4 separate regions of the Mus musculus genome follow, and all the other regions are linked to region 1. A link is a loop called in an ENCODE intact Hi-C map of the cell type or tissue named here. Cell type or tissue: left cerebral cortex. All regions are shown on one strand. Region 1 overlaps Gm33906 (a long non-coding RNA gene). Region 2 overlaps Tmtc4 (transmembrane and tetratricopeptide repeat containing 4). Region 3 overlaps Gm33906 (a long non-coding RNA gene). Region 4 overlaps Gm33906 (a long non-coding RNA gene).

Region 1 (8,000 bases):
TCCAAACTTAAAAACAATGCATGCTTCTGTGATTTCATGAGAGTGGTAGAATAATCAAAGTGAACCAAGGAGCAGCTGCCTTTTACTGAGTGATTTCAGGCATTTGTAGGCATCACTTTCCCACTGTAACAACCCAATGAAGTCCATCTCACAGAATTGGTAATCAAGCCTTATTTACAAGAAGCTAACTCAGATTGTCATTGAACAAGTAGATGGTGTTGCCAGAGATCACTCTGGTCTTCCAGAGCTCATGATTTGCCAAATTTCAGTGGACTTTCCCCACAACCCTGGCAAGCATTTGTATTTTAGGATTTAGTATTTAGTATTTTAGGAAGAATAATTGCTTTCTTGGCTGTTATTCTTCCCCCCGACACACACACTTGGTCTAGTTTTAGGCATATACTACTTCAAGAAGGCTATTTATTACTCATTATAAAACATAATGAAAGTTTTGCTTATATTGATAATTGTCAGGCTCATGTTTAAATACCCACATATAAACTATGGGTGGTTAGGAAAATGGATGTACATGTACAAAGTGAACTGATACAGAACCATGAAAATAATATATTTGTGAAGATACATGATATAGAAATAATTTTTATAATGTAAATTAATTACCATTTTAAAGTTTATTTCACCATGGGAAAATACATAAAGAAAAGACTTGAAGGAAGTTTTTGGATTTTTAATGTCTTTATATGTTTTCCAAATTTCTATAATTTCTATTTTTAGGGTAGAGATGGGAAATACAGGACCTGACCAATTTATATTTACTTAGAATATATTATATGTTAGTCACTGTTCTTTAGTTTATTTTATCTTATTATGATACCATGGGTCAATACTAGGGATTTTCATATGCTAGACAAGTGCTTTACCACTGAGCCTCAGTTGGAATCCTGGTCTTGACACTGTTCTTGACACTGGTAATACTATAAAGAAAGCCCTTGCCTTTTAGTAATATTGTATATTCTTCATTTTAATGATTCATAACAATTCTTTAGTCATCCATGCCAAGCTAAAGGGTACCACCATCAGTTTCATGGACAACTTAAAAACAAGCAAAACCCAATATACAGGAAAGTCCTTCTTCTTGGAGAGTTGAATTTTTTTTTTTTTTTTTTTTTTTTTTTTTACTTAATAGGCTCAGTCTTTGGGATGTTTTTGTTTGGGAACTTTAATTCTAGAAGTGTATACTGTAGCTGTCTCTTTAGTCTGGAACATTTGTAAATTACCCAAGCACATTTTCTCCAGTTCTATTAAGACACTAGTATCATTGCCAGAGCAAGACAAAACTTGGGGCTTTGGGGGCCCACCTTGAAGTCTTTCATTCAAGCACCTAATGTTTTTCTCTTAAAGACTTATTTATGTGTACATGTGTTCATCTACATGAATTTATGTGTATTATATGCATGTAGTGTCCATGGTGGCCAAAAGTGGGTGAAACTGGAGTTACAGGCAGTTGTGAGCTATCATGTGGTGCTAGGAAGTGAACAAGAACTTCAAGGGCTCTTAACTACTCATGCTGTAATAAACTCAGTGTTACTAGTCAAACAAGATTTTCACAAACTATATCATGTTATCTGCTTTTCTGGTCACTGGGATCAAATACCTTACAAGGAGTGGCTAAAGCAGAAAGCAACTATTTTGGCTCAAGATTTGAGGGTCCATCATGGAGAAAAGGCATAGTTGCAGGATAAGCTTCTGCTGTAGTACTAAAAATATGAGGCTGCTGGTTCACACCTGGGCAGGTCAGGAAAGCAGGAGACTGGGAGTGGAGCCAGGTTGTAAACCTCAAGATCTGTTCCTGAGTGATCTGCTTCCTCTGGTTGTACCCCACCTCCTAAAGTTTCCCCACACCTCCTCAAACTGCACCACCAGCTTGGGAAAAGTGTTCAACATGTGATGAACCTGTGAGGAGCATTTTACATGTAAAACATGTCTGCACATGTTTGTTAGGTAGTCATGAAAGACTTAGCCCCAAACTTTATTGATATATTTTTATCTTGAAATGTGCATATTTATAGGTTCAGACAGATTTTGATCATTATTATTGACTCACTTTAGCAATTCTGTCAAAGTAGATGAAATCAGGTGGCATGCCTGTGCCTACTATACCACTTCTCCCCTCACCCCCTGTTGTGTCCGGCCAGCAGACCACAACCTGGGTTCTATCCTGGAAAGGCATTTTGGAAACCTGGAAGAGAAGAGGGGCTAGGTGGCGAGAGAAAAGAATGTAGTCAAGACAGTTACTCTGATCAAGGCTCAAATTTTATTGTTGCGACACTAGTTATGAAGGAAGGGGGAGGGGACCCGATTCCCGCCGAATAATCTCTGGTCCAGTAGAAAGGCGCACGTGTGTGGCTCCGCAGGTTCCAGCAGTGGGCGTGGCAGAACGAATGAGCAGGAAGCTCCACCCCTGAGCAAGCAGGTTTCAGGCTAGGGGAGGGGAGACTACAACCCCCCATGACTAAAGTCATTGAACATTTCTTTTTATTTCTTTTCTTTTTTTTCTTTTTCTATTGGATACTTTATTTATTTACATTTCAAATATTATCTCCTTTCCCGCCCCCTGAACTCTCCTATCCCATCCTCCCTCCCCCTGCTTCTATGAGGGTGCTCACCCACCCACCCACCCACTCTCACCTCCCTGCCCTGGCATTCCCCTACACTGGGACATTGAGCCTTCCCCAGACCAAGGGCTTCTCCTCCCATTGATGTTGGACAAGGCCATACTCTGCTACATATGTGGCTGGAGTTATGGGGCCCTCCATGTGTACTCTTTGGTTGGTGGTTTAGTTCCTGGGAGCTCTTGGGGAGTCTGGTTGGTTGATATTGTTGTTCTTCCTATGGGTTGCAAACCCCTTCAGCTCCTCCAGTCCTTTCTCTAACTCCTCCATTGAAAACCCTGTGCTCAGTCCAATCATTGGCTGCAAGCATCCACCTCTGTATTTGCCAGTCTCTTAAAGAGCCTCTCAGGAGACAGCTATATCAGGCTCCTGTCAGCAAGCGCTTATTGGCATCCACAATAGTGTCTGGGTTTGGTGTCTGTATATGGGATGGGTCCCCAGGTGGGGCAGTCTCTGGATGGTCTTTCCTTCAGTCTCTGATCCACACTTTGTCTCCGTATATCTTCCTGAGAGTATTTTGTTCCCTCTTCTAAGAATGACTGAAGTATTCACACTTTAGTTTTCTTTCTTCTTGAGCTTCACGTGGTCTGTGAATTGTATCTTGGGTATTCGGAGCTTTTGGACTAATATCCACTTATCAGTGAATGCATACCATGTGTGTTCTTTTGTGATTGGGTTATCTTAAGAAGGATGATATTTTCTAGTTCCATCCATTTGCCTAAGATTTTCATGAAGTCATTGTTTTTAATAGCTGAGTAGTACTCCATTGTGTAAATGTACCACATTTTCTGTATCCGTTCCTCTGTTGAAGGACATCTGGGTTCTTTCTAGCTTCTGGATATTATAAATAAGGCAGCTATGAACATAGTAGAGCATGTGTCCTTTTTATATGTTGGAGCTCTTCTTATGCATATCCATCCACCAGTAGTTCTTAGAGTCTACTGCCTACAAATTTCTGAACACCTACTCACCATCTGTTAAATAATGCTTTCTTCTTGAGTTTCCCTGGTGAATAATATCAAGCTCATGTGTCTAGGGACAGGAATTTGCTTTTCTGTAAATCAGAACAACGTTTCCCTATAATTCTTGCTGTAGTGAATGGAGAATCACAAATACCTTGATAGGTGGTCCTTGAGATGGAGAAATAGTCTTTAATCTTGGCCAGACTGAAGACCATGGGCATGCCTTGGCCTTGTTTCTGTTGTCCTGGGGGGCCCTTGGAGAGAGGTGAACTCTGTTAATTAAACACCATCTATCTAAACCAAAGCTTAGCAGTTTAGAGAGATTTCAGAAGCACTGTAAATGTGAATTTTATTTTGCATTTAAAAAGCCATGCTTTACACAATTGACATGTTGGAGAAAAGATTGATAGTGGGGAGGACTGCTTAAGAACAGGAGAAGGGCTGGAAATTTGCATATTAATTTATGTACCCACAACGAATGCAGACAGCCATAAAATGCACTTGTAATAATTATACTACCATTGAACTGTGGGCTTTTAATTAAATGGAATGTTTTTATCTTGTGTTTTTCACGTTAACCGCGTTGCTATGGATGTCAAGCTGTTCTTGCAAATCAAAGCATTGGAGATGCCTGTTCTGGGCTTTCATCACTGTGGCAGGCAGTGGTCTGCATTCCAGGAGTGTGGCAGCTGGGTCTTGGTGCCCTGGGCCAGCTCTGGGCACTCCAGCTTTATACATTCTTTAAAGGGAGTGTTGGAGATGCAGCTCAGTCAGGGGAGAGCCTTGCCAACCCCTGGCTTTGGAAATAAAGGAATGAGGTATGTAAGCCATGAGCCTTTTCAGTAAATCAGAAAAGGAACTCTGGCTTTTTTTCATGAGACGTGCCTGCAGTATTTATTTTGATCACTGTCTACATAGTGGACATCAGTGTTCCAGACAGAAATCATGCCATAGGAATGACCATTTTCACACTTTTCAGTGCAATGCCAAGCATGTCCTCCCTCTCCTTCCATTTTATTTCTTCTTCAAAAAGAGCTGTTAAGCAGCATCACTCGTGATTGATATAATGATTGTCATTATGTTTTGATGGTCTGGTTGGGACATGCTGAGTCTCTTGTTTTTCATCTGATTTCCACAGTCTGTTCTTCAGCTGTGATTTTCAAGGACTGGGCATATCCATGCAAGTCAATGGGAACATCCCCAAGAGAGGCTTCACACACCAAGATTGGGTTGGGGAATGTTTTTGTTGGTATCAAATGAGTATCACTTCGTTACTGTTTGCATATCCAAGGGAGTGAACAGACAGACTGATATCACAGATACTCAAGGTATTATCAGACATTAAGTCTTTTGTTACCACTCATATACCCAGGGGCTTTTCCAATGGCTCTGCCATAGGTGGTGTTTTTTTTTGTTTGTTTGTTTTTGTTTTGTTTTTTTTTTTGTTATGAGAAATATATAAATAACTTAATAAAAAGGGGAAGATTGATTACAGAGATTTAAGTAAGTCTCACGGATATCCAGGACTATGAGGAGCATGAAGTAAATCCTGCAGAAACTGAGAAGTTGGCGGAAAAAAAGATGAAAGAAGGATCTGTCCATCTCTTAGTCTCTGTTTCTTATTTTACTATTGTTTTGTTTGTTTGTATTTGAGCTTCATTCTTTGCTTTTGACAGCTGGGCTTTCCTTGTATCTTTGCATACAGAGCAGGCACAACTAGTTATCCAGACCTCCTCAACCTTGACCTAGCTTCAAAGCATGCCTGCCTGTCTGTTCTGTTATTCTGATGTATTAAATTCTAGGTGCCCAGAGAAGGGATCTTGGCCTGGTCTAGATATACTGCCAAAATCCATTAATTAGTTGTGGAGTGTGTGTGTGTGTGTGTGTGTGTGTGTGTGTGTGTGTGTGTGTGTGAGAGAGAGAGAGAGAGAGAGAGAGAGAGCTCTCATGTGAACAAGTCAGGCTGACCAACATGACTGTGGACTGGAGAAGACAATTACTATCAACCCAGATATCCTTATTTCTATGCCTGTTCCTCTGCATGTTCACTGATTTATCTAAGAGTTTTCCTAATCAAAAGACTATGTAAACAGGATTCCCCTTGGTAAGATCTTGGCAGTTCTTATCCTTTTAAAGCCTGGGAAATTCTACGTGTATCACTGTTTTCATACAGGCCTCTCGGGAGAGTGCTAGTGTGACCACATGTTAGTAGAGATGATGTATGAGCCAGTTAGTGTATGTGTGTAGCCTCTTTCTTTTCCTTAGTAAACATGGAACAGTACTCTCTGAAAGTATGCCAGAATAAGAAGATCTCTAAGATTTTACCAAAGGACCATTTCCCTGTTTTGAGCACAGATGGGCAAGATTGAGTCTCTGCCCTTCTAAGAAGAGTAGGTGCTTAGTTCCACACAATGGACTTAGACCAAACCAACCAGGAAAGTTGTTTTACCTGCATGAGGAAAAGTTGGTTATGGGAAAGGAAGCCAGAAGGATTTGGGATACAACTTTTTTGTAGATACCAGAATCAGAAAGCACATGTTCCTACAAAGTGTGAGTTCCATATTACAAAACTTCAGCTTTTGTTCCCCATTTGCAGTTTACACAGGTCATAACACCTGGGTAAGTAATACCAATAGAGCCTCTGAAGATCTTGGGAGAAGCCCTTAGATCCCAGACTCACCAAACAGCACATACTCTATACAGAAAGAATTCTAATGGATCCTAATGAATATAACTTGCTTTAGGGCACATTCTAGATTATTTAACAACTTTTAAGAATCTTTTAGGTAGGAAAAGGAACATGGGTTTGGATCTGTAAGATTTTGACTCTGATTGTAGCTCGCAAGAGCCAAATAATTTGTGTGTTCTGAGGTCTGTGCCTGTTTGCATGGTGACTGTCTGGCTTTCAGCATTACTGGCTGTAGTGGATAGGATAGATGGGCTCCCTAACATTCCTCTCCAGTCCCCAAGTCTTCCTTAATGACAAATAAACTGGCTTTCATTGACTAGTGCCACGGCTGTTGATGCTGGGAGATAAGAGCCTTGACTCTGAGAATCCAAAGTATTCTTTGGTGATTTTGAATTGGAGAGGGACTTATCACAATTAGTTGGCTTTAATTTGGTAGTTGAAGGTATAAATAAAGACCATTTGAATTTTCAGAGCAGGGTATTGACAATACAATAACTTTTCTTTGTTCATGTCAGTGTACCAGTTAGGATTTCTTTGTAAAAGCACATTGTATTTCTAGAAATGTAAAAGTTGGCAGATGACATCATCTTCCTTTTTCAGCCCCTGCACAACATCTCTACTGATCAAATGAGGTGATGTTACAGCTTGGTATCTTGTCAAGTCAGCTGGTGCTGGTCATCTGGGTCTGTTTGCTTGAGATATCTGCATGTATTTTAGAGTCAGGCCCACAGTGCTTGTTTCATTGACAGGATAGTTTCCTGTTTGCTGCTCTACTTCTTCATCTTACTGAGGATGTTCATGGACAACAGCTGTGAATTTGAATGGTCTCCTCAAAAGATATGCTGCAGTCCTAGCCCCTGATAGTGTGGAATGTGACCTTACTTGGAACTGGGGTAGTTAAAATTAGTCAAGATGAAATCATCTTGGGCTGTGAAGGTCTTGATCAGTTATGACTGGTGTCCTTATGAGAAGATCACCATAGGAAGATAGACACATAGAGACTACCCCAGTAGATGATGTAGGCAGAGACACAGGTGATATAAGTGCAAGCCAAGGACTACCAGGCTTCAACCAGAAGTCAGGAGGAGGCAAGGAAGGGCTCTGCCCAGAGTTACTGAGGAGGCTCAATCTTGTTGGCCTCCTGTCATCTGTCTTCCAGTCCCAAAGTGATGAGAGAATGAGTTTTCATTCATCATTTGTTATAACAGCAGCTTTCAGAGAGGAATAGAGAAATGGGTTAAGTCTGAAAAGCAACTTTAGCAGTCTTTTCCTTGACTCTCTGATGAGTCTAGATTGTGAAACCCATAGGCTACCAATCTAGTGGCTATCGAGTTCTTTCTATAGCTTGGGGGTTTCCGTATAGGCTGGCCAAGGTTGTCAGAACTATCAATCACAGACAAGGTGGCCACTTGTCATTCTGGTGGTGGAACATTTAAGATCAAGGTGGAAGAAGTTTTTTTTTTTTTTTCTCTATTTTTCAACTTGCTGAGAGATTGCAGCCTTTTTGTATGCTCTCCTCTCTCTGGGGGTCTGAGTCATAATTTCTCCTTAAGAGAAGTTTAGTCTGTTTGGACTAGGTCCACTTTACCTCATATCTTACTTACTTCTTTAGTGGTCCTATCTGAAAATATAGTCACATCCTTAAGCAGTGAAATAGAGTTAGAGTATCCACATATGAATTGGAACACTATTCAGGTCCTTGTCTCACCGACTAGA
Region 2 (8,000 bases), 180 kb before region 1:
GGTTTTTGCAACTTGGCACAATCCTAACATATGTGGGAAGTGGGAGTCTTATCTGAGAGAAAGTCTTCACCAGATTGGTCTGAAGGCAAGGCTTTTGGGTGTTGTCGTGTCGTGATTGAGGATTGATGTAGGAGGGCTCACTGTGAGCACTGTTGTTCCTGGGCTGGTGGTCATGAATTGTATGAACAAACAGGCTGAATATTATCTTCTACTGTCTCTGCTTCTGCTCCTGCCGCCAGCTTCCTGCCTTGAGCTCTTGCCCTGACTTCCTTCAGCGATAGATGGTTATAGAGGGCGATAAGGTCTTGTACACATGATAGGCACTGGAGAAGCCAGGGAAGGTGAAGGAACACACAGGTTACCTCTTCAATGGAATAAGGTGCTTAGCTGTTCTTCCTGGAATGCAAGGAATGATGTAGTTTTTACAACCTGACGATCCTTTGCTATCTGATGAGACAAACTCTGCCTGTATCTTCCAGAATTTTTGTTTTGACTTACCCCAGACTCTTTCCCCCTAAGTCTTGAACACTGTGTTAGACCCTAAACCATTCTTATGAGTGATATCCCATGTGCTTTACTAAGTGACTTAAGAGCCTAAGTGACTTCTATGTTTATCTTAGGGCCAGGCCAATCCTGACACCCACAGGCCTTATGTTTAACTCAGGCAAGCTCCCTAGACCCTAACTTCTTGGGCACCATCTCCAAGACAACAACATCCATTCTTGTGAAAGCAGCCAGATATACTTTGTAAAGAATCTCAATATAAACATCTTAAACTGCTGTGCATTTGGGACTCAGTTGTTACCAAAATTTTTTTCCAAAATTGTGCTGTGCTTAAACACAGCTAAAGTAAAATGACCTGGGCCAGACTCTAGAAGTCCTTCCTGGTGTAGCACCGGTTACAATAAAATCCAGCTGAGCTGAATTTCATTCTTAAGTCACCCTGATGGTTTTTGATCACCCCAGACTGTGTTGTGGAAGTACAAACTGAAACAAACCCTTTCCTCTCCACGCTCCTTTTGGCCATGCTTTATCACAGCAATAGAAGCACTTAAACTAAACCTCCTCCAATTTCACGTCCTTCACCGAAATCCTCCCTTAGGCTTCTGATATCAGACACCCAAAAACCTGCCTGGTGACGGCACTTCTCTGCTGAAGTTACTTCAGCTTCAGTAACCAAAATCAGTGGCAATTTCAGATCAAAGGCAACACTTCAATGGTCAGTTATTAACCCAGTTGACGGCTTCACCTGCAGAGAGCTACACTCCAGACCTGTTCCTATATAAAAGCAAGTAATTAAAGCTAACAAGCACTTGGACTTTATCTAGTCCCAGCTGAGATGTGCTGCACTGCCACACAAGAGTCTGAAGACTTCTGTGTGAAAAAAATCATGTGTATTTTACATTTTATACTGATTCCATATAAAATTGTATTTCTGATAGACTAAAATCATCTCACTTTTTTTTTTTTTTTGAGACAGGGAGACTTATACTCCAGCCTGGCCTCAGACTCACTATGGAGAAGATGACCCTTGATTTCTGATGCTCTTGTTTCCAGCTCTTGAGTGCTAAGATTACAGTCCTGGTTCTTGTGGACCTGGGGCCTGAACTGAGGGCTTTATGCACGGTTTGTATGCACTCTAGCAACTAAGCTACATTCCCAGACCACTTGTTCCTGAAATTTAAACAGTGGGAACTGGAAAAAAAAAAAAAAGACAAGTATGCCCTGTTATGTTTCTATATATGGCAGCCTCTGTAAACCTCAGAATCAGCCTCAGCTTTGTGAGACACCTTGCACACTGCTTTGTCTATATTCCATCCACACCTCTAAAATCTTGCAAAGTATGAAATGAGTCTGCTGATTTAAATCCAACATTTTCTCATCTACTCTTTGCCACCGAGCTATCAGTATTTTATCAGAAGCCTTAGGATTAAACATGCATATGTGTTAGCGTGTCTTCCAGCATCCAAACTAGAAAACTTTACCTTTTAAAATCGTATCATCTGGGGCTGGAAAGATGGCTCACCAGTTAAGAACATTCATTGTTCTTCTAGAGGACCCAGGTTTCATTTCCAGCACCCATGTGAGGTATCTCACAACCACCCATAACTCCGGGTCCAGAGAACTCTTGCACACGGGTGTCTGCCTGCCAGCCTGTGCTGCACGCACATACACTCGGGCACATACACATACACACAAAATAATAAATGGATAAATCTCTAAAATTATATCATATAAATCATGGGGTTCTTCTTCACAAATGTGTAGTATGCCTGGACATTATAAACCAGAGTCAACTAATGTACAAAGCATTGGCAAAAATGCTTATATTACATGAGTGGGTAGAAAAACTGAGAAACCCGTTCTGAGTTCTGGGACAACCCCATCTACTATAGTTTTTAATCCATGCAATTCCCCTAAATTAAGACTTACTTTTAATCTCGATTCATCGAAGCAACTAAGGAGGTCAACCTGCAACATAACCTAGGTGAATTTGGATTTCATGGGTTTTTTTTATGGCTGTTTTTAACCAGGCAACCAAATGCTAGCAACTCTCATTCCAAGTATGAATATTTCATCGCAGTGACAGAAACACTAGGCCACCTTGCATATAGAACCAAATTAATGGTTTATTTTAGCTCCATGTTTACTAGAAGTCTTTTACATTGTCACATTTCTTATGCAACTATGCAGCGATAGCAAAAAGTTAGTAATCTTCTCGGTGTGAACAAATACAGTTAGAAGACAAGTTCTTTCATTTTTAACTTAGCCTTCTAGCCTCTTCAGGATGGAAGTATCCTCATCATGTAAGAGGCTAATTTTAAATAAATAAATAAATAAATAAATATGAATAAAATGCATATAAAAATGTAATAATTTTCAACCTAAAAGCAACTGTGAGAAACAGTAACCTTAAAACCAACGTTGCCTCCAGTTACATTTATGAATAATCCAGTTACATTTTTATGAATCTTTGTTTAGAAATAAAGTCTCCCTAAGACAGGTAATTCTATCTTGAATGCAGCTCTCTATTCAAGTATCTACTGGAATTCATGGCCCTAACTTTGTCCATACTGTTAGATTTTTAAGCTCAGAAGATACAGGAAGAGATAACAAAACCATCTGTAGCTATTCTGTACCTTTCAGGTGGAGGAAAGCCACTTTCCAGGGCAATTACCTAGCACAAGCGCCAATGGCATAAGACTCAGAACATGGGAGGTCCACCCCACTCCATATCTCTATTATCCATGATGACACAGTCCCTTAGGTCAACGGAGGCAAAGGATGAAGGAGCGAAGGGAAGAACTCCAACCAGCAGAAAGACACTTGTCAGCACTGACACCCACAAGTGCCAACAGATGTGACCAATTTAATGAAGCATTCGTCTCCGACTTGGCACTCCTTCCAGAGGGAAGCCCTCCTCCCTCCTTTCAGCAAGAGCAGCACATTGTACAAGCTAGCCCTCTTCACCACCCTCTGCCTGGCAGCTCTGCGGAGCGAAACTGGCACATCATGGTGTGTGTGGGAACCGGGCCATCACGACAGGTGGTCACAGCTCTGTAGCTGCCAGAGCTACACAATGAGCATCAGACTCGTGTTCCAAGTACTGGAACCAACCGAGCCTGCTTCCATGCACAGAATGAGAGTCAGACTTGCTGTCCTCACATAGGGGACCATGTAAAGAAATTCAAGCAGGGGAGGAATCCAAAGAAAATGAAGGCAGAGAAGAAAGAGACAAACAACCCACCAGCAATGACCCCAGACTAAAAACAGGTGTCTGTATGGCACAGCCATTTACTTTTTATTATTTATTTATTTATTTATTGCCAACTTATTCATTTATTTATAAAGTAAGTTTTTTACTGTAGTCTAAGCTGGCCTCAAACTCACAATTCCTCTTCCCTTTGCCTCTAGAGTATTTGGATGACAGGTGTGTCACCCAATTGACTAGGCTTACTTTTTAAGCACCATGATTCTAAGTCAAAAGAAAAAAAAAAAAATCTTAAGCTAAATGTAAAGGAATGAAAACCCCGATTTCCTGGCTGAACCAAAACAGGACAGCAACAGGATAAAGGTTTAAGAACAAAACAACAACAACAACAACAACAACAAAAACCAAACCAAACCAAACAACAAATAAACAAACAAAAAACAGGCTCTGAGCTCTGAGATCTTGTTGACTTTTGGCGGAGCTGAGAATTTAAAGTGTGTGCCATACAATGTAACAAGACCATCCCTCAGGGCCAGGCGTGGTGGCGCACGCCTTTAATCCCAGCACATGGGAGGCAGAGGCAGGCGGATTTCTGAGTTCCAGGCCAGCCTAGTCTACAAAGTGAGTTCCCGGACAGCAAGGGCTACACAGAGAAACCCTGTCTCGAAAAACAAACAAAACAAAACAAACAAACAAAAAAACAAAACAAAAAACAACAAAAAAACCCCATCCCTCTCTGGAAGAGCCCTCCTCCCACATGAGTAAGATACTGAGTCCTAGCTTAAGGTACTAGTTGAAGAATGGAATTGTTTTCACCATTTTAGCAAGCTTACAGTTCAGGGCTTACCTGTCTCCAGTCTGAAAGAGCAGGCTTTCAAAGAGCTTTCAGTATTGACAAAACATCTCATGAGAACAGCATATTAAACAACAACAACAACAAATGTACCTTCAACTCATTTAATTAATGATTTTTTTGTCTTATTCTGAAGTAAATGTCTGATGACATTTAAAAGCTCTTTTTCTAAAAGAGCTTAAAGAGAGTAAAGAAAGGCAAAACAAAACAAAATCCAAAAATATCCAAAAAAAATCCAGAGTCCTAAAGATGACAGTGAGTAGATTTCCTTCCAGTTTCTGAAAGTCCAGGTCACCAGAGCTGAACAAAGCGGCCTCCTAATAAACTCAAGTAGTTAAAGATTGTTCAGACTTAATAATACAGACCGCACCTATAAAGAAAGCTAATGAGGTTACCCAAAAGGAGCTATAGTCTCTCAGAGAGCCTTCTAACTAGTTAAATCATAATTCAGAGCGCTTAATTTCTGTTCCCTTATAAAATAGTATTAACTCAGTTCCAACTCCTGAATGTCAAGTTTATGTGTACCTAAAACCGGACCTCCTTTTTTATTGACTTTATATATTCAGATGCTTAAAGTACAAAGACCAGGACTTTAAGTTGGTTGCTTTAAACATTAAGCCTAAGCATTAAACAGCATGATCATTTTCATTCCAATAGAGACTGTGTTTCTGCTACAAAACTTTTAATTCTCTGCTGTACTTACAGACACAGGCAAACACCATGCTATGGCATGAGTCTGTGAGGACGGCTTAGCCTGTCTGTGTTCACTGCACTGATGAGCTAGGGGAGGGAAAACTGGTGATTTAAAACACAGGGAAATGTAAACATTAAGATGCTCCTAAATATATGAAAGGATGGACCAACAGAAACGCGTGGGAATGTCAGGGGTGCCTGCAGTTCAAGGGCCACCCCCATCCACTCCGCAAACACTGCAGCACATGCGGGGAGCTAAGATGACACAGTTAAGGAGGAAGAGTGGAGAAGGGGATTGTTCTTAGCTCCCTGGACATGCTAGACAATTCAAGCCATAGTTTAACCAAACCAAACCGGACTAAGGCTAGGAATGTGCAACCCAGAGGTCTTGATTAGAACATGCAAATCCCTGGGTATAATGTCTTAACATGAGGGGGAAAAGTATTTTTACAAGCGTAAGTATGACATGTATACGTATATTCGTATAATACACATGGGCCTAGAAATCCCCCACCACCACCACCATGGGGCTGTATGGACTTTGTTTCTAGGTTTTGCAATCCAGCATTTGGCACAAGACCCAGTATAAGAAATACTTTTAATATAAGGCTGATTGGTGAGGGAATGGATGATCTAAATTGATCAGCCCCTGTGATGCTTCGGGAACAGTATCAGAGAACAGAACTCCTTTCCTGGTTAGATTTTCTGATCGAAATCTTTTGCCCAGGGAACTTTGTTCTTCCTCTGTGAAGGCTTGTGGACCCTGCAAGCCTCTGAGAATAACAGGTCTTAGGTAATGCACATGCTAGGCTGAATATCGACACTGTACTTAAGGATGTGTCTAAGGTGCTGGTGTTTAACAGAGAACATTCTACTCTTGACATGTTGGGAAAAGAGTAAAAAGAAACAAATCAAAAATATAAAAAAGTTACTGAAATTATGATACCTCTGTCAAGAGACAAGGGATGGGGTGGGATCTATGATAAGGAGAAGACCAAGGGGCTGGTGCAGTGTGGTTAGACCATTGGTCTAGAGGAACAAGGCAGGTTACTCATCAGGATGCAAAGCCCTTTGGTGTCTACAGTGGAGGTCAGGTTAGGACCTTACTAAAGCAATAGAGGCGCCTAAAAAAAAAAAATAAATAAATACTACTCATAGTGCATCTAAGGCCTTCTCAGGATACTTGGAACCTCTAGAATTGCAACCTTAGTGGAACTGATTCACAATGAAGAAGACTCAAGAGTCTTCAACCACCCACTTTAAACCCTGCAGTAACTATGGTATCTCCAACTCAAGCCTGCCAAGGGCAGAATGGATGCAGAGCTGCAAGGCTGAGGGTAACTTTCAAGCTCAAGGCACTGAGGCCTGAAATGAGCTTACCAACCATTACAGTTTCATACTTTAAAGACCAATGCTGAAGGTGACTCTGTGGCTCCATTTGGCCTACTCTTTCCTGTCCTAAAATGAGTTCAAGTTAATTAGTAAATAGAGGCTATAGGCTAGACATGGACAAGCGGGCTTTTGTCCAGGCTCCCACAACCATCCTCCTCTCTTCTTACTGTTGTGGGAAGGGAAGGTCAAACAAATTAATATTTATTCGTAATCCAAGTGGGGTGCTACCACCGATACTTTTCCGCAAACACCAATCATGCTCAGATTAACTTTATTGAAGATACTTGATAAACTCAGACCTAACCATCTCTTTCTCATGCTAAATTAAATACAGTATACATGCTAACTAAAATAGTGTCGCTGGACGCAAAACGAAAGGTAATATGGCAAGCACCAACTTCCCGGGAATCAGAGTACGAGTTAACTGAGCACCCCTCAACAATGAAGTACCTTCACCTCACTATCAGTTTCTGAAGACTTCACGAGTATTTAATTTGTCTTTCAACACTAGGCATAGAACCCGAGGCTTCGCCTATGCCAGGGGAAGTGATCCACTCCCAAGCTAAACTCCCAGCTCCAAAGGCTCCCTAAACCAATTACCTATTGTACGGATGACCCTTAGAAACAATTTTATGACTGTAAAAGAACTCAAAACAGATACACATATACTACATAAATGTTAATGCACACATTCATGAACTTTAACACAGAAAGGATAAAGAATCCAGGGCAGAATGCCAAGTAGCTTCAGGTTTTTTTTTTTCACCACTCTGAAAGAACAGTCCATTCAGAAAGCCTAGCGAATTTATCAGCTCACTCAATGGAAGGAGTTCTGGTGTTGTAATGGTTTCCCTTATGACTTTACAAGGCAATCTTTAAAAGCAGTGGGAGGTTCCACATGACACACCTTACCTGTTAAATCTGTGGATATTTAATACTTAATATAGATACTTTCTTCAAAAAGTACGTTTGATGACTGTGAAATTCATTCATAACTCTAAGTAATTGTTTTAAGGAGGTTATGTTAAGATTAATAAATGATGACTGATGAGACATTTCTGAAAAAAAACCTCTTAAGTCTGAAGTTTTCATTTTCTGAGTGCTGAGAAATGTCTCCCTATAACCTGCAGATTCCAACTTAATTGCCAATGACAGGACATGTAGAGCCATTATACTTAATTAACATGTCTGTGATGGGGGGAACCCCTCCCATGCCTGATTCACAGCCTTATGGAAAACAGAATGGCGCTGGAATCTTGCTCAGCTGTTAGGAGACTGAGGCAGGAACAACCTCTACAGAGCTCTAATCATGAGCTGTGGTTAGTGGGGAGTCCCTGTCCAAGGAACTGA
Region 3 (8,000 bases), 95 kb after region 1:
CAGAACAAAGAGCTAGAATCAGGCAGAGGAAAGGAGACTGACAAGCAGACTGATGCAAAATAAGAAGGTAGAAGATTGTTAGAAGTTGTGGCAGCTGGTTTGGTGTTCCATGCATATATTTACAGCTATTCTAATCTGGAGGCTAAAGCGGAAGAACTAGAAGTTCAACATTTGCCTGAGCTGCAGAGTGAATTTTAGAATTAGTCTCAAAATAAAGAGTAAAATGAGATGGGAGATTGTCTTCATTAGGGTTCTGTTGCCATGAAGCATTGTGACCAAAACACCTTGGGGAGGAAAAGGTTTATTTCTCTCACAGTTCCACATAACATTTTCTCATCAAAAGCAGTGAGGGCAGTAATTTATTCAGGGCAGGATCATGGAGGCAAGAACTAATGCAGATGCCATGTGTACTGGCTGGTTGTGGGTGTCAACTTGACACAGGCTGGAGTTATTACAGAGAAAGGAACTTCAGTTGGGGAGATGCCTCTACAAGGTCCAGCTGTAAGGCATTTTCTCAATTAGTGATCAAGGGAGAAAGGCCCCTTGTGGGTGAGACCATCTCTGGGCTGGTAGTCTTGGGTTCTATAAGAGAGCAGGCTGAGCAAGCCAGGGGAGGCAAGCCAGTAAAGAACATCCCTCCATGGCCTCTGCATCAGCTCCTGCTTCCTGCCTTGCTTGAGTTCCAGTCTTGACTTCCTTTAGTGATGAACAGCAGTATGGAAGTGTAAGCTGAATAAACCCTTTCCTCCCCAACTGCTTCTTGGTCATGATGTTTATGCAGAAATAGAAACCCTGACTAAGACACCATGGATAGGTGATACTTTCTGGTTTACTCCTCATGACTTGCTTATTCTGCTTTCTTTTTTATTTTTTTTATTTTTTTTATTATTAGGTATTTTCCTCGTTTACATTTTCAATGCTATCCCAAAGGTCCCCCATACCCACCCCCCCCAATCCCCTACCCACCCACTCCCCCTTTTTGGCCCTGGCGTTCCCCTGTACTGGGGCATATAAAGTTTGCGTGTCCAATGGGCCTCTCTTTGCAGTGATGGCCGACTAGGCCATCTTTTGATACATATGCAGCTAAAGACAAGAGCTCCCGGGTACTGGTTAGTTCATATTGTTGTTCCACCTATAGGGTTGCAGTTCCCTTTAGCTCCTTGGGTAATTTCTCTAGCTCCTCCATTGGGGGCCATGTGACCCATCCAATAGCTGACTGTGATCATCTACTTCTGTGTTTGCTAGGCCCCGGCATAGTCTCACAAGAGAGAGCTATATCTAGACAAGGCTGTCCACTCTCACCCTACCTATTCAACATTGCACTTGAAGTCCTAGCCAGAGCAATTAGACAACAAAAGGAGATCAAGGGGATACAAATTGGAAAGGAAGAAGTCAAAATATCACTTTTTGCAGATGATATGATAGTATATATAAGTGACCCTAAAAATTCCACCAGAGAACTCCTAAGCCTGATAAACAGCTTCAATAAAGTAGCTGGATATAAAATTAACTCAAACAAGTCAATGGCCTTTCTCTACACAAAGGATAAACAGGCTGAGAAAGAAATTAAGGAAACAACACCCTTCTCAATAGTCACAAATAATATAAAATACCTTGGCGTGACTCTTAACTAAGGAAGTGAAAGATCTGTATGATAAGAACTTCAAGTCTCTAAAGAAAGAAATTAAAGAAGATCTCAGAAGATGGAAAGATCTCCCATGCTCATGGATTGGCAGGATCAACATTGTAAAAATGGCTATCTTGCCAAAAGCAATCTACAGATTCAATGCAATCCCCATCAAAATTCCAACTCAATTCTTCAACGAATTAGAAAGGGCAATCGGCAGATTCATCTGGAATAACAAAAAACCGAGGATAGCAAAAATTCTTCTCAAGGATAAAAGAACCCCTGGTGGAATCACCATGCCAGACCTAAAACTGTACTACAGAGCAATTGTGATCAAAACTGCATGGTACTGGTATAGTGACAGACAAGTAGACCAATGGAACAGAATTGAAGACCCAGAGATGAATCCACACACCTATGGTCACTTGATCTTTGACAAGGGAGCTAAAACCATCCAGTGGAAAAAAGACAGCATTTTCAACAAATGGTGCTGGCACAACTGGCGGTTATCATGTAGAAGAATGCAAATTGATCCATTTCTATCTCCTTGTACTAAGGTCAAATCTATTCTGCTTTCTTATACATCCCAGGACCACTAACCCAGAGATGACACCACCCACACTGGACTGGGTGCTCCCTCATAATTCATTAAGAAAATGTCCTTCAGGCTTGTGTATAGATGGAGGACCTATTTTCTCAGGGGAGGCTCCCTCCTCTCTAATAACTCTGGGTTGTGTCAAATTGACATTGAACTAGTGATATAGCTCAGTGGTAGGGTGTTTGCCTAGCATGTATAATGCTCAGTACCTAGTACCACCACCACTAAATGATGTAGCTTTTATGCATTCTGGACTGGACCTGCAGATTGTTCTTGGGTAAACCTAAAGTTTGAGATACTTCTTAAATTCTTCTTAGTTGGAATGGGCTTCCTGGCATTTATCTCTCTGTAAAGACTGAGCTATATAATGCTCCTAAATATAGCAGTGCTCATCTGAACCGGACAAAAAAGTTGCAGCTTCTTCTGTTATATTGGACCTGTCTATGGCTCTTCAACAAATGTAAAGCAAAATCAAAATATGATTCATTAGATGTATGATAACAAGGTAAGAACAAAACATTAATTATTTTTACCCTCAGGCTGTCAGGCTACAACCTGTTGTTAGTAAAGCAAATGCAGCTATGAGCAGAGTATTTTTTTCTTGCCTGTAGCACAGACTTTCAGCTCTTATTTTAATTGGAGTTGTGCATTTGAATATTCATAAGCATACATTGCAAGCTCACAAACCAAGATTGTTTTCTGTGTAGGATACCCACCAGAAACAAGGTCACCATTTATTTGAAAAAAACAATATGGCATGTGGGATGGAATGAGGTTATGGTAACACAATTTTTCTAACCTTAAATGGGCTGTGGGCTGTGTTCTGACACATGGCCTGGTAAGACAAAATATTTTAAATCAGCAGAGTCCTGGAAAATCCAGGACATATGGCTGACTTAGCTTTGGAACTAAAATAATTTTTTCAGTGAATTAAACAATGTTATCCCAGTATATTTGTAGATCCCTTGACTTATGAATTCAGTCACTTCCTGGGAAAGTATGGAAGCCCTTCAGTGTATGTTTGCAGACTTCTCTATGGGTTCTATTCTCTATTTCACAGACATCTTTAACCATTCCAAACAGTGTTAGTGTGTGAAAGACACTCTCCATGCTTTTCATATGTGAGTTCTTCTCCAACACTGGAGACTGAAGTCTTAGGGTTGAGTGCTCATATTGCTTATTATCCTTTTTAGTTATTTCTATGTCTCAGCAAACCTCTAGTGTGGTATGCTTAGGTACTGCCAATGGAGATTGATTTGCTGTTGTTTGTTGTGGAGATAGTAGGCTGTTTAAGGCAAGGGTTTTTCTTCTTCCACATCTCTCTCTTTCTTTTGTACTTTTGTTCATTCTTTCATTCTTTTGTGGTAGTATCTCATTTAGTCCAGGTGACTGGGTTTAGAACTTACTATGTAGCCAAAGATGACTTTTAATGTCTGACTCCACTGCCTCTATCTTCCAGGTGCTGGTATGTAGGTGGGCACTAGAACTAGCCAACCAGGATTGTTTCTTAAACAATTCATCTCTGCTTCTTTTCAAAGTGTTTGGTATCCCAAACAGTCAGGAATTTAGTAAAGGATAAAGTAACCATTGGTTGAGTGAATAAAATTGTGGAATTTTATTGTCTGTTGTAAATATATTGTCTTGAAGGAAGTAAGACTTAATGATAGCAAATAATGGGATCATGGAATAGAATTTGTAAAGGAAAGGAAAAAACATTATGCAGACCTGAGAGTGTTGGAAGAGAAAGGTACATGAGAAGAGACACTGAAGACCAACATGTTCTGCAGTGAGGAGTGAGTTTGTGGTACAAAGGAGGGAGTCTCTCATGTTAAATATGGAGTGATTGAAGATATTGAATTCACTGAATTAAAAATCATAAATGTACACTCATTACAATGGCAAAATGAAAAGATCAGGAAACCACCAAGTGTTGGTGAGCATACAGGCAGCCAGAACTCTCATCCACTGCTAGTGTGAGTGGACCTTGTTGGTATTTTTGATAGTGAAGTTGTCCTCAAATTCCACCTCTGGGACACATCCTGAAGAAATTCAACACTCATACACAGTAGGATATTTGTAGCACCACTATTAAATAATACAACTGTGTTAAAAGTTACCCAAATGTTTATCAACAGAAAATACATAAATCATAGCATATACAGGTAATGCTAGAAAACAGCAATAAGAATGAGTAAGCCATAAATATAGACATCAGGAATCAGTAGGCCCAATATCTGATAAAAGAAGATAAACAGAAAAAGGTACATTCTGTACACTTCTATTTTAGAGTACTACTAAATGGCAACATTAATGTGGATTCAGAAGCCAGTGTGACAGTTAGTGAAAGGTGGGGTGGTGTATTCCAGGGGGTGAGAGAGAACACTGGATTCTAGGAGTTTGATAATGTTCTTTCCTTAGACTGGGTGCTAAGCATGTAGGCATGTGCAGTTTGTATGTATCCCTTGAACTTTTAACTTATGACTTATTTCCCTATTGCATATTGATTTTTTAAGTACATTTAAGAAATCAATCAAGCTTCAGTAAGAAATGTAGTAAAATAATATTCTGATGCTCTGACCTAGGAATTTCTTTTTAAGAAATAGTGTTTGACGGATGATTTCTACAGAAGGGAAAATCATTAATATGGTTAGGGAGGGTATGTGAGGATTTATGACTAGGCTGGAGGAAGCATTAAAAGGAGCCATTTAGACATAGTTGGGTAGGGAGAAGAGATGTCTTGTTTCACATGTTTTCCTTTCGGCCTTTGGTTTAAGGCAAGGAATAATTTGAGGGTATCCAAGTGTCAGGAGGGAGAAGTTTGTCTGTGGAGAATAGAATGAAGAACTAAAGTCTGAGAGAAGGTATCAAGGACAGAGGCAGGACACTTGGGCTTTCGAAGGAAATCAAGTCCATTTACCTAGAAGTGTAGGAGTATGGAGGACATTGAGGCTCTTGAAGGTGTCTCAGTGTATGTAGCATGAGAGGGGGCATAAAGAAATGAGTGAGAAAATCAATATAGCTTTTAAGGAACACACTTTGGAGACTAGAGAAGAATACTTTTGCCCAACACAATGAAGAACACCATTAGTGTGTTTGCTATAGTTTTATCATGCAGGGTACTGGTGTTTAGGGTAAAATGAAGAGCAGATAATCAGAAAGGATACCTAGATTAGAGTGGGGGTTAAAGGTAAGTCTCTAAGAAGGATGTGATTCCAAGGTGTGGTGAGGACTTTTGCATAATAACTTACAGCATAGTGAATTGTTTGGCAAGAATTAAATGAAGTGTCTGAGTAAAATTTCAGACTAGAGAGGGTCTGAAGAAGTAAAGGCTTGGGGCCAGGAAGGATCATATTTGGTGGATGCAGGGAGTTGGGGGAGATGACAGACTCTAGTAGTTTGAATATGCTTAGCCATGGGAAGCAGCACTGTTAGGAGGTGTGACCTTGTTGGAATGGGTGTGACCTTGTTGGAGGAAGTGTGTCACTGTGTTCATAGTCTTTGAGGCTAAAGTTTCCCCCATGTAGGTGTGGAAGAGAGTCCCCTCCTAGCTGCCTGCAGAGAAGTCTCCTCCTGACTGTCTTCGGATCAAGATGTAGAACTCTCATCTACTTCATCCAGCATGTCTGCCTGCATGCTGCTATACTTCCCACCATGAAGATAATGGACTGAACTTCTGAAACTGTAAGCCAGCCCCAGTTAAATATTTTCTTTTATAAGATTTGCCTTGGTCATGTTGTCTCTTCACAGCAATAAAACCCAAGCTAAGGCATAGATCAAACTTCTCTTGTTCCTGGTTCTGTACATCTCAGGTCCCTACTAAATTTCAGCTTAATCTTCCCATCCCAGAGAGAGCTTTTCACTGTGGTCATTATTTCTCTATCTAAAGCTACTCAAGAAACAAAAACATGGGGCGGGGTGGGTAAATGGAGTTTCAATAAAGAGTTGAACACCTCATGCTATATATAGCAGTGGTCCTTATAGTTAGGTACAGGTGGAGCCATAGTCAGATGTCCTCATTGTCATAGGTGGCTCAAATAAAATGCTTAATGATCACAGTGAATGAGAAGTTTTAGGTACATGCCCCCCCCCCCACCTTTTCTTTATATTTATTTTTGTAGTGATGGGGATTGAATCCTGGGTCCCCAGATCTGGAATTTTTTTTAAATCCAGAGACTTGTTTATTATTATTATTATTTACTATTATTATTATTATTATTATTATTATTATTTAATTTTCTGTCAGAGATTCTCCTTCTATTCTTTTAAAAAATAAACATCAAAACCTATTAATGTTACAGATAGGACCACTGCATCAGGACTTATTTGAGCATGAGTGTAGTTAGCCTTCAGCAGCCTTTTACACTGAGCTAGATTTTTACCCACATACAACCTTTCTGCCACTACTATTACCATCATCTGTGGCTCAACCACAAATACTCACATTATACACTTTCAGCATCATTATCCCAAATTGAGGAATTTCAGATAGAATCATCTGTGAAAATATCAGAGGTAAAAGTAAGCTATTACAGGGTGTTGATGTCACCCCAAGGCCTTGTTTGCTATTTTCCTGCTCATTTTACTGCATTTAACCCACTATAGAAGGGACTGAGCTATAATCAACTGTAATTTATTGGGGCTAATGGAGGGACAAAGAGATCCTAGCAGTATAGGACAGTGAACACGGGGTAAGGATGAGGACACATGCATGCATATTTTCTAGACAGCACAGGCATAAAAAAAAATCAGTCCTAATAATTTGCAACTCGACTGGAATGTTCTGTGACCTGAGGCAACAAGAGTAATAGACCAAGGAGGTGGTAAACATTTTAGTCACTGGCAGATGCAAAAAGAGCTGTGTTAAGAAACACAACAAGCAGAAAATGGAGAGTTGGTATATAGCTGGCTGCTGAAAGGGTATGGTTCTATTGGAACCACATTCATATGCCACATCATTATTTTTATTATGCAACTTTTTTCCCCTATGAATTACCCAAAGGTAGCTCTGACCTTTGACTGAACTCTGGGGAGAACTCAGATTCCATACTGCTTGCTAATTTTACTCCTACAGATGTGGAAAAGGAAGCCAGCGGATGTTAGTCTCATGAAGGGCTCAGAAGATGGTGCTTGCTGTTAAAATTCCCTGAGGTGCTTCTGGGAGACAAACATGGCCTGTTGACGGGATGTGGTGCCCTTTGCATCCTGACATCTCATTTCTGTAGAAGGGATGAATCATTATGTGAGAGCCTTTTAGTAGGTCAAAATAAAACAAGAGTTACATTAGACCCAAACTTGCTGTCACCTTTTCTACAAGATTTGCTTGAGTTATATCTGAGTGCATACACACATACACACACTGGAAAAGGGTTTAAAAAATACCTAATTTCTACAGTTAAGTAGTGAGCTATGTAAAATTGTGTGAGTCTGAGGGCATGACAAGTCTAGATACTCATGCAAATCCTTTCCCTTTCTCTACTGTCATTTTTGTTTTGTCCTCAATTGTTGCATGTAGGATCATGCTGATCCAGGACACCCACCCACTTATCCTTTGATGGTTTAACGTCTATAGCATCAGTTTCTGGATATTTGTTTGGTTGAGTGGTTATTGTAGGCAGTTAGCTTGTTTAGTGACTCACGAATGTTTCCAGATGAGGTTCAGTGGAAACACAGCGCTCTATAAAATGGTAGGAACAGTTAGTGGGAGTTGCTGTCTCTGCTTTCCTTGTTATCTGAGAGCCGGGGTTTTTACGATCTTTGCTGTGCATATTTTGCACA
Region 4 (8,000 bases), 63 kb after region 1:
GTTTGTTTTCTAATGGACCCTGAGAGGAGGTAGATCTGGACGGGTCAGGGGAAGAAACTAGCAGGAACAGATGGAGGGACAATGTAGTCTGGACACATGACATGAGGAAAAATTCCCATATACTAAACAGATTTACTTATATACTTATTTCACCCCTTGAGATCAAACCTAGGGCATTATGCATATTAGGTAGATGCTCTGCTATTAAGCCCCAACTTCAGAACCCTGGACATAGGACTTCTCAGGCTTTTACAGACACTAAATGTCTAATCACATGCTTCTTTTCCTCTCTCTCTGTTGAGAAGCATCTTGAACAACACACAGAACAGATGATTAGTTTGAAAATGTATTAAAATAATTTAAAATGTATTAATCTCAAGGTAACAGACATAGGCTAATATTCTTAGCATGTAGGAAGTAAAGACAGGAAGATAAATAGTTCAAGGTCACCCTGAACTCAGGGGCAGTATCTGACTTTAGGTATATGCACTAAATAATTAGAAAATTAAAACCTCTTTTGGTTTGTGTTAATCAAATTTATACATAACATTAGCCCAACATTTCTTTCTATATTTCTTTAAAAATATATTTTCAGGTTGCAATATAATTACTTCATTTCCCCCTTTCCTTTCAAAACTCCAAACCCTCACATATACCCCTCCTTGCTCTTTTACAAATTTACAGTCTAAAAAAAATTAATCATTTGTATGCATATACGTATATGTTGGTTTTGGAATTTATTTCCCGTGGTGTGCCAAGTGTTCTTTTTAAAATATGGCACCCATTTAAAATATTTATCTGTTTGATCATTTTTCATATGTTGCACAATATGTATACAGCTCATGCTGAGTGGGTCTCCTTTGTGCTTATATATATAAGAATCGCCTGTGGAGTTTATAACCATAGCCACAACTGCTTCCCATTCCCTGCTACTACACAAGCATCTCTGAGGTAGTGAATGGCGCTTTCATCTGAAAAAGGGCTCCTTGTGGATTGGAAGAAATCACCTACTTGCTGAGGGCCAGGCACTAGATTTGGTACCACAAGAAGAAAGAAAATTAGATTTGGGAACCACATCCTTTAAGCTCTTTGGAACCCCTCAGCAACTTCTTTTGTGTCCAGTCAGCTCATCACCAAATGTACCATACCCCAAGACCCCAAAATTATTGCATAAAATATTTTTCTTAATTAGAAAATGCCAGATGTAAGCATTGGATTCTTGGCCTTAAAACCTCAGACACCAGACTGTCTGGCTCTACCCTGCATGCCTGGCAAACTGAGTGCACGGTGTCTGGCACACAGACACGAACCAGGAGATGTTTTTGTTGAATGAACAATTGAACAAAGGAGCAATGCTTGCTGGAAAGCAATTGTTTGCTAACTTGAGACTTTCAATTATCAGGGATGAAAAAAACAAGCCAGAGGCAACATTCCTAATTCATCAGAAATCACTCAGAAGGAAGGCTGTTATTACAATTCCTAAGTCGATTACACTTCAAGCATATTAGAGTCCTCACTGCCAAAAAGCACACATCCTTAATACAAAGTAGAATAAATTAGCTCTCTTCCTATCTTACAGATTTTGTTGCATTTTTCTATTCTTCATTCCTTCTTTCCTTTCCACATCTCTCTCCCTCCCATCTCTCTTTCAGAAGAGATTATCAATTCTGACACCGGAAGAGAAAAGACGTTAAGCATCAAGTCAAGGTGTCTAGAGTGGAGCTAGGTCAGGCAGCAGCATGAGGATGAGAACTATGTGAGATACCATATCTCACAGTAATTTTTCTCATCATGCAAATACGTTGTTCACTAGTTGTGGGATATTGGGAGCAGAATCCAGTCCTTTAGAGAAAGGAATGACTAGAGGTAGTCAGGTCTCATAGCCTCAGTCATCCATGTTGGAGCTCAGGTTAGCTCCTACAGAAAGGAAAAATGAGGGGGGAAGTAACTGGTGTCTTATCAACGGGAAGGCAAAAGCCAGAGATGGTTCCAGCTGAGTTGCTCATCTCCTGCATACAGGCACCAAGTCTACCGAGCGTAGCTGAGCTTCTATTCTCCTGCTTAAGTAAGTTCAATACAATTGGAATGATTTGGGTCCTAAAGTTTTGTTTTTTCATGTTTGTGAACAATCTGCACATAAATAATTTCATTTGGTGTTATTTTAATGCTACAGACAGCCAGAACAAACACTTTTGTCTCAAGTTTTCGATTAAGGAGGGAAGGATATCACATAACACATCCAAAGGTTGAAGGATAGGCGAGGAGATAACATCAGAATTAGGTTGCATTCTCAGCCAGGTGTTCTCTGTACCAACAGTTCTTCCCATGCTTCCCAGAGGCAGAGCACGGGTGGTTCTATTGTCATGTGGATGCACTGACAGGGGTCCTCACATTCTGTAGACATTTCTAAGAAGTCCATTCTAGTGAAAGCCTACAGTTTGTTTTGCCTTGGTGCAAAGTAGGAGAGCCAAAGAACAGCAGATTGCTCTACTCTCTACTAGAGATATCATGACCAAAGAATGGGTTAAAGAAAAGGGAAATGATGGTGATCATGTAAGAAGAGTATTGTGTTTGAAAGTAGGGCAATAGAGCTGGGTGTGGTGGCACACACCTTTAATTCCAGCACTTGGGAGGCAGAGGCAGGCAGATTTCTGAGTTCGAGGCCAGCCTGGTCTACAGAGTGAGTTCCAGGACAGCCAGGGCTATACAGAGAAACTCTGTCTCAAAAAAGCAAAACAAAAACAAAACAAAACAAAAACAAAAACAAAAACAAAAAAGTAGGGCAATTGAGAGATTTCCTCCTTGCTTACCAACAGACAAGTTAGCTTGCTGCCACAAACATATGTACATGTGTATGTGTGCATGCGTGCATGTGTGTGTGTGTATGTGTGTGTGTATGTGTGTATACATGCACATAATCACATGCTGCATAATAACAGATTGGTCAAGGGCAGACTTTGAATAGGGTGGTGATCATATAAAATTGTATTATTGAATGATATTTTATCTTAGTTCATGTAACTACATTCTATAGTTTCACAGTGATAAAATTATGTAACCAAGCGTGTATCAGAATGTATATTTATTATTAAGCAAAACATGGTCATACTTAATTCACATTTATATTATTAATATGTGAATGTGTACATATGCATATTTGTCCTGTTTGTGTGTACATGTTTAAATATGCCATAAAGTCTATGAATTAGAAACTGCTAATTATTCATAGAGCATCTTAATGCCAGTTTCTAAGCCCCAATCATAGTAAGCTACATGATGAGTTATCTAGAATATTATAACTAAATCACTATACACCGAGACGAGCCACTGTCCTTTTTAAGTGTGGTCAAAGAAATGTGAGAGTTATGGAGGACTGGAGGAAAGCTGTGATAACCGGGGACACAAGCTGTAACCTACGAGGATGGGCAGAATCTGAACTGACATTGCACCATCTCTTAATTTCTAACTTGGAGAATGGGTGGGTATGGCAGGAATAATGGCACATCCTGTAAAGGAGAGAACATGGCTGGCTTCACAGTCACAGAGTTGAAGAAGAGGATTCAGCAAGAACTGAAGTTGATGCTAGCCAACAAGGTGAATAGGCAGATAAACAGTTATCAAAGCCCATAAATGTGGCTGCCTCTAGATTCCACTTTCTAAATTGGCACATAGTTTCTCAGAATTATATGGGCAAAGAGACTCTGGGAAAATGTAATTTGAGCTGAGTTGTGTTGACAGCCCAAGGCACGGTGCCCTGATCTGCTTTGGACTATTTGCTAGACTCAGGAGATGCCTCTGATCAGTCCCTTCATGCGCAGAGATCCTTTTTGTAGGCTTTCAGAACGTTCCTAGATCTTCCAGCCTCTCTGCCCTGCAGCAAGCCATTCTAACAGTCTTTTCCTTTTCCTTGTCCCCCGAGGCTCGTGAAACATCTCCACTCTCTTACTCCCACTTATTTGTATTCTCTCTGGCTCTCCCATCCCTCTTTAGCTGATGTGGCTGGGTTCCAGGCACGACCCTGGCACAGACTCAACCTATCTTGGCTTTGAGAATGGGAACCTCATGGTTCAGATATTTGCCCTATTTCCTCTTGAGTTTTAAGCGGTGCTTCTACAGAGCTTGGCACACGCCGTGCTTCTGCAGTCCTCCGTCCCTCGTTAAGGAGCCTCTCTTATACACATCTCCTTTTGTGGCGGGTGCTGACGGATGGCCCTGACTTTGAGTAGATCATAGCATTTTCCCCACAAAGAGGAGCAGTGTGCTTTGGCACAGCTGCCTGGTATCCTTCCTAGAATGCTAGAAGGAAGCAGATATTCATTTAGTTTTGGCCAGTTTCTCTTTGTCTAATTTGCCCCATTTGGCTTGCTTTGCTGGCTCTAGTCTTTTAGAAGGCGATAGAGAAAACTCCTCCTCTTGGTTCATGAGCATAAACCTAAGCACGTCAGCATGAGCCTGACTGAGACAAAGATTTACATAAACATCTCTGAGCCTTCAGAACTGTAAGAATATGCCCCTGCTCCAGATGCAGGGCATCTATGCACAAACCCCACATGGAGATCACAGTCCGCTGACTCGTGGATGGCTACCTGGAGAAAAGCCACAATTCAGGATAAATGACTCTGCAAATTAGAGACAAGAGAACCAGAAGCCCCTATTCTTTTGGAACAGCTCATAATTTGGGCAAGTAGCCACAGACACATTTTTGAGGTGAGGAAAGCTACATATTATTCACAATAAAAGTATCCTTAGCATTTTCAGAATAAGTAATATCCATCTCTCAATTAGAGTTAACAGCTAATCAGTGTTCAGCAGGGTAGCACAGTCCTCATCGAACAGCAGGCAGCTTGTTTTATTTTTTTCAGTGCTGCTTAAAGATTATTTGAAAAATCTCCTTCTGAGACCAGTGTGCGGGAAACCACCTACCCCCAGTCAGAATTTAAAGTGATCCAAAATACAATATTAATGATTGATGCTGCATCTCACAGTTTGGCGCTGGGGTTTAATTAGATAAGCATTGCAGCTGTTTTTGGGTGGAGGCAACTTGATAGGGCACAAAGCTGTTGTGTGACTTCCCATCTTCAGGGTATCTATTCAAGTGGAAACAGAAGCAAACTACTAAGAATGATGTCTCTCTCTCTCTCTCTCTCTCTCTCTCTCTCTCTCTCTCTCTCTCTCTCTCTGTGTGTGTGTGTGTGTGTGTGTATCTGTGTGCTGAAATGGCTGTTATGTGACTTTGGATCTACAGGTTAACTATTCAAATGGAAGCAAAAGAAAGATACTAAGAATGATGATGATGATGATTCTGTGTGTGTGTGTGTGTGTGTGTGTGTGTGTGTGTGTGTGTGCGCGCGCGCGCGTGCGTGTGCTCGAGCACATGCTGACATGAGTAAAAGCATTATTTTAGCCTGTGTGTGGGAAGCATTTTGTCATTAAAACATGGGTTTGGCTCTTCCATTCATTCGATGCAGAACTTAGCAAATATAAACGTCTCTCAGTTGCTACCAAGCCCTGTGGAAAGAAAGAACTGACATTTTTATATCTGTGGGTAGATATGGCTTTGAACATAAGCCTTCCTGCTTAAAACCAGTCCCTCTTCATCCATCAGCACCATGCCAGTCTAGTGCTTGTCTTGCCTGTGCAAATAATACCTGAAAACAGACTACTACTGACTTGCTCTGTTTTCTTTAAATCTTGCAGAAATTTAAACTTGAGTGAATAGAGTTTCACCTAACTTAGTCAAACCGAATTTTAACATTTAGTTTTCAAGGAGTTTGGAGTCTTGAGTCTACTGTACCTCAAACTAGATATAACTAAAATATACTATATAGCCTCTGTCTACAGCTAAGCTGTATGTGCATGCATGTATGGCCTCTAGTCACATGGCTCATCTAAATAATTTGTTAAAGCTCATTGCATATTAAGCATGCAAAATTTTGAGAATATATCCCTTCTCAAAGACGGAGGCCGGACTCTGCACATTGATATCTTTAAGGGGGTAGAGAGATGGCTCTGTCTGTTAAAGTGCTTCATGAAAAGCCAGTATAGCTAATTGGGGAGTTTCAGATTCAATGAGAAATTTATCTAAAAAAATAAGGTGGAAGGTGATAGAAGACACCTGACATTGACCTCTGGCTTCCACAGGTGTACTTAGGCACACATACCATACACAGACATGCACATCTCACACACGCACACACATACACCATGGACAGACATGTACATCACACCACACACACACACACACACACACACACACACACACACACGCACACATACCACACATACACAGACACATGCATGCACACATATCACACACACATACTACACACACATACACAGAAACACACATGCACACATATCACACACACCACACACACACACACATATCACACACACATGCACACACCACAGACATGTATATCACACACACACCATACATGCACAACATACACACAGAGGCACACATATCTCACACACACACACACACACACACACACACACACACACACACACACCAAAAAGGAAGCTAGCCTAGGTGTTTTATGTAGGGGAATAATTATTATTTCTTAGTTATCTTATAAAATTCTTATTTTATTATTGAGAATATTAACAATTTTAAAAATTGAGGTTGCTTGTGAATGCTATGGATTATTATTTTCATTGCATAAGATGCTGTCTGATATTGATTGCCAACTTGACATGGTTTCGAATCACCTAGGAGACCAGCCTCTGTGCATGCTTGAGAGGGATTTATCTAGATTTGGTTAGCTTTTGAGAATATCTGAGAGGCTTTATCTAGATTAGGTTAATTGGTATGGGAAGACTCATCCTAACTCCCTCACACATTAAAAAGAGTGAGGTATTTGGGTTTCCAAGGCTTTTCCTAATGGTAATATACAAAATGTCTGTCTAACTATGGGGTGGTTATAAAGGATGTAGGGTTTTTGTTGTTGTTGTTGTTGTTGTTTTTACACAGATACAGAGACAAAGGTAATGAAATGTCCTGAATGATAGACTAAATTACAAACCAAAAACTTGGGTGGGGGGTTTCTGGTTCCAAGGTGACAGTTACTCCTTTGTGTATAGCTGATTGTCTTTGCAGACAGTGTGCAAAATAGATGGAAATTAGAAGTAGACAACTCAGATGTGATTGACTTTGTTATTGCAGAGTGTAGACGTCAACAAAATAGGTAATTCATTAGGGCAGATCAATAAGCTCAACATCAGGGATGCCAAGAGGTACAGTGCAGATAACTATTCTGCATATACATAGAAGTTGTAGATACTGCAGATTTTATTTTTCTTTTTAAAAATGAGCATCTGCCTTGCAGAAATGACTGCTGACCACTTGCAAGCAATGCTTCTGCACTTGCGTTGCTGATAAAATAATTGACAGATGTGGTTTCTTTGTGTCTATTCAAACTGAGGGGGATAGAAAAGCTGTCAGCAATGAGTAGCGGAGTGATCGAAATTCTGCATCAGAACCTCTGAGAATAGAGATGGGTCATAGTGCTTTAAACATTCCTACTTATCCTAAAAGCACTGGATAAAAATGACAAAGAGTGAACTGATATGATGAACCCAGGCATAGTAATATAGTGAGTGAAAGGAGGACATGGATATTTTGGATAAAGAGGGATATAAAGTTACTACATAAACACCAGAGAGTTAAATGTGTACAAATAAGTAACTACTTTATAGAATCATAACTGTGATAAATTATAACAGCAGTTACTTTTGATTTATTGGTGTCAGTTCAACCTTAAGTCCAGTGAGTAGAATTCCCCAGAGTTCTAAATGGGAGGCTCTATACATTGTATCCTTGGTCTTCATTTTCTATGATAAGTCTGAATGACCCAATTCAATCACCCTTCCATATACTTTGGTCACACCCAGGCTTTAAATATACCCAGGCTTCTATTTACATGGTGTGATTATACTATACAGTGAAAGCATAGAGTTTTGGAGGTAGCTGGGAGACAGGATGTACAACAAGAAGG

What was found. Hi-C counts contacts between places; a loop is a spot of excess contacts. Peaks named below come from ENCODE experiments on the same cell type or tissue, not always from the same donor. Only the 100,000 strongest peaks of a DNase experiment are listed, where the experiment ranks them.
Region 2: a loop joins it to region 1, with 8 times the contacts of the local background. A loop is called at or near these places in 2 of 42 quality-filtered maps.
Region 3: it touches region 1 in a loop (11-fold over the local background); 2 of 42 quality-filtered maps call a loop at or near these places.
Region 4: a loop joins it to region 1, with 4 times the contacts of the local background. A loop is called at or near these places in 2 of 42 quality-filtered maps.

Annotation. Positions count from the first base shown.
Region 1 is chr14:123,135,350-123,143,349 of GRCm38, forward strand. The region is part of intron 1 of Gm33906 (a long non-coding RNA gene); the gene reads left to right. Among named protein-coding and RNA genes, the nearest start is that of AA536875, 29 kb to the right of the region's middle. In left cerebral cortex, no CTCF peak of the experiment used is centred here; a DNase peak (open chromatin) is centred at 3,585.
Region 2 is chr14:122,954,645-122,962,644 of GRCm38, forward strand. All of the region lies in intron 5 of Tmtc4 (transmembrane and tetratricopeptide repeat containing 4), which reads right to left. Among named protein-coding and RNA genes, the nearest start is that of Tmtc4, 25 kb to the right of the region's middle. In left cerebral cortex, no CTCF peak of the experiment used is centred here; a DNase peak (open chromatin) is centred at 3,514.
Region 3 is chr14:123,229,956-123,237,955 of GRCm38, forward strand. All of the region lies in intron 1 of Gm33906 (a long non-coding RNA gene), which reads left to right. Among named protein-coding and RNA genes, the nearest start is that of AA536875, 65 kb to the left of the region's middle. In left cerebral cortex, no CTCF peak of the experiment used is centred here; a DNase peak (open chromatin) is centred at 3,035.
Region 4 is chr14:123,198,018-123,206,017 of GRCm38, forward strand. All of the region lies in intron 1 of Gm33906 (a long non-coding RNA gene), which reads left to right. Among named protein-coding and RNA genes, the nearest start is that of AA536875, 34 kb to the left of the region's middle. In left cerebral cortex, no CTCF peak of the experiment used is centred here; DNase peaks (open chromatin) are centred at 4,179 and 5,473; H3K4me3 peaks cover 868 bases; H3K27ac peaks cover 1,083 bases.